Linked DNA regions of Homo sapiens: region 1 is linked to region 2. Evidence: chromatin contacts called from ENCODE Hi-C or POLR2A ChIA-PET data. All regions are on one chromosome and are shown on one strand. The core of a region is the stretch at or near the end of the contact, and the rest is flanking DNA. Distances in the headings are between cores, read along the strand shown.

What was found. A loop is a pair of places that touch in the nucleus more often than their neighbours do. ChIA-PET counts read pairs that join two places held with the same protein, here RNA polymerase II (POLR2A).
Region 1: a loop to region 2 is called in a map of posterior cingulate gyrus, with 7 times the contacts of the local background. The contact joins the promoter of LINC00316 here to the promoter of TSPEAR in region 2. A Hi-C loop is called at or near these places in 1 of 168 maps with a recorded cell type or tissue (posterior cingulate gyrus). POLR2A ChIA-PET finds 5 or more read pairs at or near these places in 1 of 52 experiments (activated T-cell).

The regions. Positions count from the first base shown.
Region 1 is chr21:45,340,068-45,345,453 of GRCh38, reverse strand. It overlaps LINC00316 (long intergenic non-protein coding RNA 316), which reads left to right and starts at 3,464. Exons shown (of 2, transcript NR_103811.1): 1 at 3,464-3,629.
Region 2 is chr21:44,710,322-44,716,053 of GRCh38, reverse strand. TSPEAR (thrombospondin type laminin G domain and EAR repeats) reads left to right here and starts at 4,482. Exons shown (of 12, transcript NM_144991.3): 1 at 4,482-4,621. The coding sequence starts at 4,540. RefSeq lists enhancers at 4,522-5,292, 5,306-5,732.

The DNA of each region.
Region 1 (5,386 bases), core at 2,215-4,714, 630 kb before region 2:
CTGCGTTGAAAATCCAGTGGGAAGCGACACACCCCGCCAGGGACGTCTAACCAATTCCTTGTGTTGAAAATCCAGCTGGAAGCGACACACCCCGCCAGGGACGTGTTACCAATTCCCTGTGTTGAAAATCCAGCTGGAAGCGACACACCCCGCCAGGGACGTCTAACCAATTCCCTGTGTTGAAAATCCAGCTGGAAGCGACACACCCCGCCAGGGACGTGTTACCAATTCCCTGTGTTGAAAATCCAGCTGGAAGAGACACACCCCGCCAGGGACGTCTAACCAATTCCTTGTGTTGAAAATCCAGTTGGAATGCTTCTCCAAGCTGTTAGGCCACCAATAGGACATGAAATTCTGTCCATTGGTCATTTGTCTCCCATCTTCAGGGACCTCCCTGTTTGAGTCTTCCTTGTGCCTGCTTTGTTTTGTCGCTAAATTACACACACAATTCCTGAGGCAAAACCGTCAACCACAGCTGCTTGGCTTAGCCCGGCTTTCGGGCAAGGGGGCAGGTTCGGCACTGGGGACCAAGGCACTGTGAAACCACCACGTGGCCCCGCTGATAGGCACCTGCTCTGAAGGCGGCTGGAGGCCGTCTCGCCTGAGACCCTGACTGTCATCTCAAGCCGGTTGTCCCTTGCAGGGACTCGGCTTTTCTATGCTCTCCTATTTAAACAGACATAGTGTCTGTGCTATGCTGGGCCCCAAGGGTAAGTCACAGAGGCCTGAAATCGAGGATGAGGCCGAGCGGAGCCTGGGCAATGTGGGCGCGGCCTAGAGGGCTGCGCTGCACTGTGGTGGACATGGCCTGCAGCGCCGTGAGCGATGCCTGTGCTCTCACTCCCACGGGGCAGGTGGAATCCCACGGACAGAGTCTCCTCACCCGGCCTCCCCCCAGCTGTGTGTCCAGGGCCGAGGCATCGGTTGGGCCAGCTGAGCTGGTGTTTGTTGACCAGGAGCAGCTTTAGTTTGCTCTGGGTAGAGCCCAACTTGTCTCATCCACCTCTAAAGCCAAACTTCATCCCATTGACCAACGACGAGCTGGAATTCCACAGGACAGTCTGTGGCCACCAGAAAATCCTCCATGGCCTCTGCCACAGGCTCTGTCTGACTGTGGAGCAGATGGATGTTTCCGCGAACACAGGTCAGAGTCCTGCCTCCCAGCCAGCCCTCCTCATCACAGTCCTGGCACTTCATCCAACTCCCTCTGTCCTCCGAGTTGTGGCAGGGGCAGAAAACCCCACCGTGGAGTGCTGAGCCAAGACTGGGTTCACGGATGGGTCCCGGCCACTGGCTGCTATACCATGCTGCCTTTCCACCCTCTGCAGCACCGCATGGAACGCACACATCCTCTCACATTCACACGGACACACCCAGCGCCACTCCCGGTGTGGTTCCTTCCACATTCCAAACTCATCCGGACCTTTATTTTATTCATTATTTATTTATTTATTTATTTATTTTTGAGAGTGAGTCTCACGCTGTCACCCAGGCTGGTGTGCAGTGGCATGATCTCGGCTCACCGCAACCTCCACCTCCCGGGTTCAAGCGATTCTCCTGCCTCAGCCTCCCGAGTAGCTGTGACTAAAGGTGCGTCCCACCATGCCCAGCTAATTTTTGTATTTTTAGTAGAGACAGGGTTTCTACTAAACCAGGTCAGGCTGGTCTCCAACTTCTGATATCATGATCTGCCCGCCTCAGCCTCCCAAAGTGCTGGGATTACAGGCGTGAGGCACCGTACCCAGCCAGATAGACCTTTATGTTAACAGCTACACATCGTCCCATGGCCTGGATAAGCCGACGTCTATTGGTTAATGTGGTTGCTGTTGCCCAGCTTTGCTCTGCAGATCAACATTTGGTGTCCTTGCACACACACGTGCCTGCCAGCCTTCCCCACCTTGGCCTATGCGAGCGCCCACTTCCGAGCTCCCTGTTTCACTCGCTTGCTTGGTTTTTTTTTGGTTCTGCACCCCCTCCGCACCCCCAAATGAAACCCCATCCGGACAGGGACCCTGTCTTGCTCACCCGTGGATCCTGGGCACAGCAGGGGAGATGCTCCCCTGTGATTTCTTCCAGACGTGTTTGTTTCAGCCTCCGTGTTTGCATTTGCAGACTGCATATGGGGGAACGTGGGGCCCCGGCTTCCTGCGTTCCGTATGCATCTGCAACTGAGCTGGTACCACGAGTAAAGAGGTTCCCCGTGCCCCTGGTCTGCAATCCTGAATCTGTTGTGGATCAAGTGTCCCGTGTGCGTGTTTCTGGACCTTCCATCCCACTTCACTGACCACTGTGTGGCCTGGTCTGGACCTTCCATCCCACTTCACTGACCGCTGTGTGGCCTGGTCTGGACCTTCCATCCCACTTCACTGACGCTGTGTGGCCTGGTCTGGACCTTCCATCCCACTTCACTGACCACTGTGTGGCCTGGTCTGGACCTTCCATCCCACTTCACTGACCGCTGTGTGGCCTGGTCTGGACTCCTATAGCTTTGTGGTGGGCACTGGCACCTGGGGGCCGAGTCCCTCGCTTTGGTCGTCCTCAAGGTCGTCTTGCTGTTCTTGCCCCGTCCATTCCCACGTAAACTTTAGCTTGGCAACCCCCTACCCGCAACACACACACACTCACACACTTTGGCCTGGATTTTAATGGTGATTACATGGAATTTATAGATCAATTGTTGTGTTTGTTAACTTGTTTTTAACTTGCTTTTAATCCATAAATATATCATATCCCTTCCTTTATTTAAATCTTTTTTTTTTTTCTTTTTTTTCTGTCACTCAGGCTGGAGTGCTGTGGTGAGATCTCCGCTCACTGCAACCTCCACCTCCCAGGTTCAGGCGATTCTCCTGCCTCAGCCACCTAAGTACCTGGGATTACAGGCGCACACCTCCACATCTGGCTAATTTTTGTATTTTTAGTAGAGATGGGGTTTCACCATGTTGGCCAGGCTGGTCGCGAACTCCTGACCTCAGGTGATCTGCTCTCCTAGGACTCCTAAAGTGTTGGGATTACAGGCGTGAGCCCCCATGCCTGGGCTATTTAAATCTTCTTTAATGTACCTTAGTCAATGTTTTGCTGTTTTTGGAATATTTTACTGAACAGTTACTAGGTAATTGATGGGTTTTGATACTACCAAAATGGTATCATTTAAAAATTCTCATTTTCTAATTATTAGTTGCTGGTCTGTATAAAGATAATTAATTTTTGTATATTTAGCTTGTATCCAGTGTTGTTGCTAAATTTACTTTTTAAAAATAACAGCTTTATTAAAATATAATTCACATACCATACAGTTCACCTGTTTGCAGTATAGAGTTCAGTGCTTGTTAGTATATTCACAGAATTGCACAACCATCATCGCAATCAATTTTGGAATATTTTTATCACCCTCCCCCACAAAAAGTACAACAAGCAAAAACCTGTACCAACACTAAATTCATTTTTCATCCTAACACTCACCTAGAGATTATTTTGGATTTTCTACAAACACAATGCACTTCCTGCCGTGCTTGTGTTGGGAAATCTGCCAGAACCCACAGGAGGGAAAGTCTAATGAAAGCACGCGCCTGCTGGAAAACGAACCGGGCTTTTGAAAAGAGAGGGGCTGCGTTTGTGCTGACACGAGCAAGGTACAGAGAGATCTAAATGCATGGTATAGTGCGTGTGTGTGTTGTCCAGAATGGCTAATTCAAATGTTCATTCTAACCTTAGACGTGGATTGAGAATTAGGCAGATGTACACAGAAATGAATTAGGACACTCAGGCTACTTGGGAATTTTGAGTGATTCCAGTACAAGCTCCTGAGGGCCTCATCAGCAAAGGCATTTCTGAATGCATCCTCTTCTCCTCCCCAAAGAAGAAGATTAAATGTGCCAGGTCTGTAGGGAAGGTCAGCAGGGGTGCTTGTGACCAAGCCTGCGTCCCCTCACCTGTACTGCTGGCAGGCCGGGCCCCCAGGCAAATCCTAGCGTCCGACTGGATCAACTGAGCAGAACAACCCTGAATTAGGCTTCTGCCCCGAGCTGGGGGGAGCCAGCCACAGAGACCCCGGGTGGGAAAGCTGGACCAGGCACGAGCCTCCTTCTGTGGGGGGCTCAGTGGTGGCTGCAGGGGTCATTCCCAGGGGTCGGAGGCATCCACCCCAGGCAGGAGCTGCCTCCAGGTGACTTGAGCAATGAAGAGAAAAAATTCTTTCTGTGTCAAAATATGTTTCTGTGTTAGCCTAAGGTAAACTGAGAGAAAGAATCCCAGTTTAAGAGAATGTCTGCATAAGTAAGGTTCACAAGTGTATCTCAGAGCTTGTGATTCTCTGGGGAAAATGTCATAACAATGTAGGAATCCTCGTTTAGACAAGTTTGCCCATTTTATAACTTTGGTACACATACTACTATAAAATTTCAAGTTTTAACACTGAAAATTAAATTTCCGAGGGTGGCAGGTGAACAATTTCCTCTGAGGAGAGGGAAGAGCCACACTCGATAATTTCTTTTCTGCCTTTCTCTCCTTTTCCCTGTCCTGGGACTTCCAGAAACTGCGGGAGGTGGGGCCAGAAGAGAACAAGGATCTGAAAAATGCTCTCACTCTAACTCCCGCGTGGCATGTGTGAGCCAGTCTTAGCTTTGGTTTGCACTTTCTGAAAAGAAGGAATGATGTCGAAACCTTAGTTTGAGAGATGATGGATTCCTGGGTGGAAATGAGCAAACGGAGGGATGGATGGATGATGGACGGATGCATAAATAGATGGATGGATGGATAAATAGATGGATGGATGGATGGATGGATGGATGGATGGATGGATGGATAGATGGATGGGTGGATGGATGGATGGATGGGTGGGTGGATGGATGGACGGGTGGGTGGATGGATGGATGGATGGACGAGTGGGTGGATGGATGGATGGACGGGTGGATGGGTGGATGGATGGATGGATGGATGGGTGGATGGATGGACGGGTGGGTGGATGGATGGATGGATGGATGGATGGATGGATGGATGGATGGATGGATGGATGGGTGGGTGGGTGGATGGATGGATGGATGGATGGATGGATGGATGGATGCAGAGGAAAGAGGCACTGGCATCGGTCTCCACGTGAATTCCAGCCAGCAAGACTACAATGCTCCTATGAGACCAAACTGTATTTTGAATTAAAGTTTCCATATTGAGGATAAGCTTATGCTCAGAAGAAAAATCACAGCTTCTGAGCGACTGGTCTGTAAATTGGCAACAGCATGAAGCAGATAAGAGAATACGCTCACTATGGACATGTGCCCAGACACAGAACAGTGGCTAGTTGTTAAAACATTTCCTTCCAAGGCTAATATTTTCAGAAGGAAAAATATAACAAAGGTGATTACTACCACATTTAAATCTCTGCAAGGCCCCG
Region 2 (5,732 bases), core at 3,233-5,732:
TCACTACCACGGGAAAAGCACGGGGGAAATCCACCATCATGATTCAGTCACCTCCCACCAGGTCCCTCCTCTAACACTGGGAATTATAATTCAACATGAGATTTGGGTGGAGACTCAGAGCCAGGCCATATCACCCAGAGAGTTGGCTAATGCTCATTGTCCAGGCTTGCCAAGTACTCCCCAGTCTATCTAAACTCATTGTCAAACACCACGTGTGTGCCTTCTCTTTTTTTTAGATACCTTTTCAAATGTCATACAACAGTGGTCATTATATACCAAGTGATGGTGTATCCTGGAAGAATTTTTGTGTCTTTAAATTATTAAAAACCAGCCTGGGCAGCATAGTGATGCTATTTCTACAAAAAAATTAAAAATTAGCTGGGTATGGTGGTATGTGCCTCTCTGGTCCCAGCTACTTGGGAGGCTAAGGCAGGAGGATCACTTGAGGCCAGGAGTTCCAGGCTGCAGTGAGCCATGATCTTGCCACTACACTCCAGCCTGGTGACAGAGCAAGACACTATCTCTAAAAAAGACAACAAAAACCAAAATACAAAGTCCTTCTGGGGTTCATAGATCACAGAAGTGATGGTTTAGTTTAATAAAACACAAAACTGGAGGAGTGAATGTAAGAGTGTTATTTTTGTAACATAAAGTTATCATTTTCAGTTTCTCTTTGAGCTCTGTTCCTTGTTTTCTTGGAGAATGCATTGTTCCCTGGTTGGGGCATGTTGAATATTTAAAGACATGGACACACTTCACAGCCGCCTTTGGCCAAACAATGACACGCTAAGGGTTACTTCTGCAGCTTGATGAAGCCCGTGATGACCTCCTGGGGTTTGTTACTGATCTGACTTGATTAACAACCTGTGTCCTTAGAGGATAGATGGAGCCCTCCTCCTCTTCTATTGATCGTCTCTGTTTCCCTTGAAGCAGACAAATTGAGTGACAGCCTGCACCAGGATGTGTTTGGGGGAAGTTCTTGGAACATTTTCTCTTTTGTCGTTTGGAGGCAGAGTTAGCAGACCTGGGATGGGCTGCCGTTCCTTCCTATGCTGTGAGGGCCTGGTGCCCCGTGAATTCCCTTGTTAACAATGCAGCACTTACCCAACCTGCTTCTCGGGAGTGAAGCTCAGTTCTGATGTCTGATGTTATGGCAGGGACATGCTTTCTTCTTTGCACATGCATTTCTCTTAGTGGGTTCTGGGGATTCGTCTCCATGAGACTTTGATACACATGATGTGGAGGATTTCTCTCTTTTCTTTTCCTCTTTCTTTCTTGCTTAGTCTATTTTCACACCGCTATAAAGAACTACCTGAGACTGGGTAATTTACGAAGAAAAGAGGTTTAATTGACTCACAGTTCCACAGGCTTAACGGGAAACATGGCTAGGAGACCTCAGGAATCTTACAATCATGGCGGAAGGTGAAGGGGAAGCCAGCACATCTTACCAAGGTGGAGCAGGAGAGAGAGAGAGAGAGCAAAGGGGAATGCCCTATACCTTTGAAGAAACAGATCTCATGAGAATTCCATCATGAGACAGCACAAGACGGATGGTGCTAAAGCATTGGAAACCACCCCCATGATCCAATCACCTCCCACCAGGCCCCTTCTTCAACATGTGGGAATTGCAATTTGACATGAGATTTGGGTGGGGACTCCTTCCCCTCCCCTCCCCTCCCCTGCCTCCCTCCCTCCTCCCCTCCCTTGCTTCTTTCCTTCCTTCCTTCCTTCCTCTTTCTTTCTCTCTCGACAGTCTTCCTCTGTCTCCCAGGCTGGAGTGCAGTGGTATGATCATGGCTCACGGCAACCTCCACCTCCTGGGCTCAAGTGATCCTTCAATCTCAGCCTCCTGAGTAGCTGGCACTATAGGTGCACACCATCACGTCCAGCCAATTTTTAGAATTTTTTGTAGACATGGAGGCTCACTATGTTGTCACTGTTGGTCTTGAACTCCTCGGTTCAAGCAATCTTCCCAGTTCGGCCTCACAAACTGCTAGGATTTCAGGCGGGTGCCACCTCGCCCAGCCTAAGCAGGCTTCTGATCACTGATGTCTCAGAGCTCCGCGTGGGTGAGCCAAGCTTGTGTCCCTGAGGAAGGGGCTGTGGAGTCCACCTGCAAATGCACCTGCTTTTTCTCATCGAGCATTTTGGAGCTGGTGTTCCCTGGGTCGTGGTTCCAGAAATGCTGATTTAGGTACGTTATAGCTATCACTTAATTTATAGGACAGCCCTACCACATGTGTCCTCCTAGGCACATTTTACAGACGTGGAAGTTAAACCTTGGAGAATGTAAGTGACTTGTCCAGGGTCACACAGGGAGCTGTAGAGGAGGGAACTCTGAGCTTTCCTCCTGCGCTCAGCACATCTTTGTGAAGTTTCGTATGTGAGGAGGATTTCCACTGGCTCACCCTTAGTTATCTTTGAGGCTATTACTAGTGCTACTGCATCAAATGTAACATAAGAAAAATTTTGCCGGAAGGGTTCAAGGCAGCTTAATTGTGATTGTTTAAATTAGCTCTGGAGTGCCACCTGCCCATCATTTGGGGGGAGTCCCCATCCCCTCAGGGGCGTGGTCTCAGAGGCCACTGTGACCCGCAGCTGGCCTGGGAGCGGCCTGGCCCAGGACAAAGTTCTCATGGATTGGGACACAAAAGAGGAAGACTCCATTTATTCCATTTACACAACGATCAGGCCTTTCGCTCCTCTGAGGAACCACGTCGTCCCTCATTAGGTTAGGGTTGTCAGGAATGGTGCTATGTGGAGCGTTTCCAGCTGCTGAGCCCCAGTGGGGTGGGGAGCCCACTCAGGAAGCCTCTGTCCTGGCACTGCATGCCCACCGGAGCTGGCAGGGGGTCCTGGGGGGTGAGGGAGACACACCCCACCCCAGGGCTCACTTGGGTGCTGGAAGAGGAGTCACATATAATGGGAGACCTTCAACCTCCCTTCATATGATGCCAGTTAACTCAAGCCTCATAAATAGGACTACGAATTAATATCTGTGAATTAATATTAACTATGAATTAATATCCCTGGGGGCAGGGCCGGGTAAAAGAGGAAGCGAGAGGGAGACAGAATGAGCCTGTCCCATCGCAGGGGCTGTTTATGGGAAGAGCCTCCAGAGCCCCAGGAGCTCTCTGTGCCTCCCCACTTTCTCCCTCTCCCTCTAGGTCTTTCCCCAGTCTCTGTCCCTCTCTTCGGCCCCTTTCTCCTTCCCTCCCTCCATCTCTGTCTCTCTCCACAAGCCCTAATGACAGGGTCTATGCTCTTGGAAAACTCATTGTGTCAGAGGTCCCAGAGTGGGGGCTTCCTTCTGAAACTAGCAGGAGTGTGTGCACTTTGTGGGCCTGTGAACCAGGGAAAGCCATCGGCCTCAGACCAGTTTGCCAGGGCCTCCACACCAGGCACAGAAACGCAGCACCCAGTTGCGTTGGAGATTTCTGCAAGAATGCTGCGTTCAGTGCTGTTTGGAGAGGGTAGGGGGGCAGGGCACTTTTGTAAAAAGAATACTTCTAGTTAATAGCTGCTCCCCTCGAGTGGCATGCCCATTGCAGTGTCGAGAGGTCAGATGCGAGGGTCCTCGGCTCTGGATGAGTGACCATGGCCGTGCCCCTTCCCTGAGGGACACTCACCCACTCCTTCTCATTAGCTGTTCCCTTTAAGGACCGACTTCCCTCCAGAGGGAAATTCCTGAAACCCAACAGTTGACAAACCCACACACCCTCGGGAGGGCTGGGCACCAGATAAAAAGCCCTCCGAGGGAGCCCAGCCCCTCCTGGGGATGGACGGCCGCTGCCGCCGGGGGACCCAGCAGAGCCCGGGACCTGCCGCCTAGACCCCCAGCAGAGCCTGGGATCTGCCTCCAGGACCACCCCCCACCCCCCGCAGAGCACAGGACCTACCTCTGGGACCCCCCCTCCCCACCACAGCAGAGCCCCGACCTGCCTCTAGGACCCCCTAGCAGAGCCCCGACCTGCCTCTGGGACCCTCCAGCAGACTGTGGGGACCTGCTGCCCAAACCCCCAGCCAGAGTGCACCCGCCCCACCCGCTCCCGGCCTGCCATGGTCGCCTGTGCCCCTGGTCCTAAAAGGCGGTGAGCCCAGGGAGCCTGCGCCTGAGGGAAACGGGTCTCCTAAGTTTCTCTGGCTTGTTCTCAGCTCTCCGCAGCACGATCTATTTCTGTCTTTCCTTTTGGAAAGTGTGCTTTGCCAGCGACTAATCCCAGGCCGGGCCGAGATTGTTATCACCTGTCACCTGCACGCAGGGCCCAAGCCCATCAGGGAAATGAAGAGATAAACCAGCGGCTGCAGCCCAACCTGCCAGGGGCCACCTGCCTCCCGCAGGCAGCAACCAGAAGCTTCCCCACTGCGACCGCCAGGGCCACCTCTGTCCCCGCCTTAGGCCGCTGGCATGTGGCCGTCGCAGTGACCCCCGGGGGCCCCGCGGCCGCCCCTGGAAAGGCTGACGCAGACGTCTGAGGAGCAGCCACTTCCCTGCAGGCTGAGCGGAGCCCTGGATGGAGCTTGGCACCCAAGCCCCTCATGTCTGCCCTGCTGAGTCTGTGTTTTGTGCTGCCCCTGGCGGCCCCCGGCCACGGCACGCAGGGTTGGGAGCCCTGCACAGGTAAGGCAGGGGCATGGGAACTCGGGCGGGGGTATCTTGCCGGGGAGCTGGGAGGGGTGTCGAGTCACAAATGCCACTTTCTAACACTGATTCAAGCCGCGGTGCCCGAGGACGCTTTGGCAGGACTGGCAGGTAGCACCCTGTGGAGATGGGCAGAGGCGGGAGGAGCACAGGTGGGGAAGATGAAAGCGCAGGGCAGGCAGTTGCAATAGAAACGCGGCTCTTTAGAACGCACGCAGGGTGGGGACGAGCTTCAAGAGCTAACCAGCAGCCACCGGGGCCTCCACAAGTGCTTACCTGCTGGGCCTCCCGGGAAAGGCTGACACCTGCTTTGGGAATGAAGAATGAAGTCGCAGCAGCCCGGGAGGCTACTGTGCACGAGCCATTTCCTTAGCTGGTGGAGGTGCCCCCAGCCTGCACTCAGCAAAGCGAAGGGCCACACCGGCCCTGCTCCTTCCCCACATGAGCAAAAAGCTGGAGACACAGACACAGCCCCAAACACAACCACCTCTGGAGTGAAGGGCTCGGTTCTTTGGGGCGTAATCTGGTCTGAGTGGAGAGCCCTGGGCTGGCTCACTGGGGGGTCCTGGCGAAGCCTGGGGGTCTCCTTCCCACCTTTTAGAAAGGCTGTTTGGCTTGCTCATGACCATGACACGCTAATACTTTTCTAGAGTTTCTACTGAGGGATTTTACTTATCAAACCAAAATTTAATAAAGTAACACGACAACTAGACCTGGTCGCTAGAAACTCAGTTACTGGACAGTAAATTAGTGACTCCAGCACTCAGGCTCCGCAGCACGGCTATCAGGGGAGGCGAGGAGATGGCTTGCGCTTCTGGTTTTGTTTGCAAATCATGCATCCTTGGTTCCCTGGAATAGATGAAGTCCACCCCCGGCACCGGGCCACAGCTCTCTGCTCGGATGGCACTCAGATCCCGATGACATGACCAGGGGATGAGCACGATCACCCGAGTATGGAACGTGCTGACTCGCGTGGGGGGTGGGGGTGGGGGTGGGGGTCATAAACGTGCCTGCCCACCCAGGGACGGATGGCTGTGCCTCCAGGACAGCCCTCGGGCTGTGCAGTGGGAGGTAGGTAGACCTTCCGTGC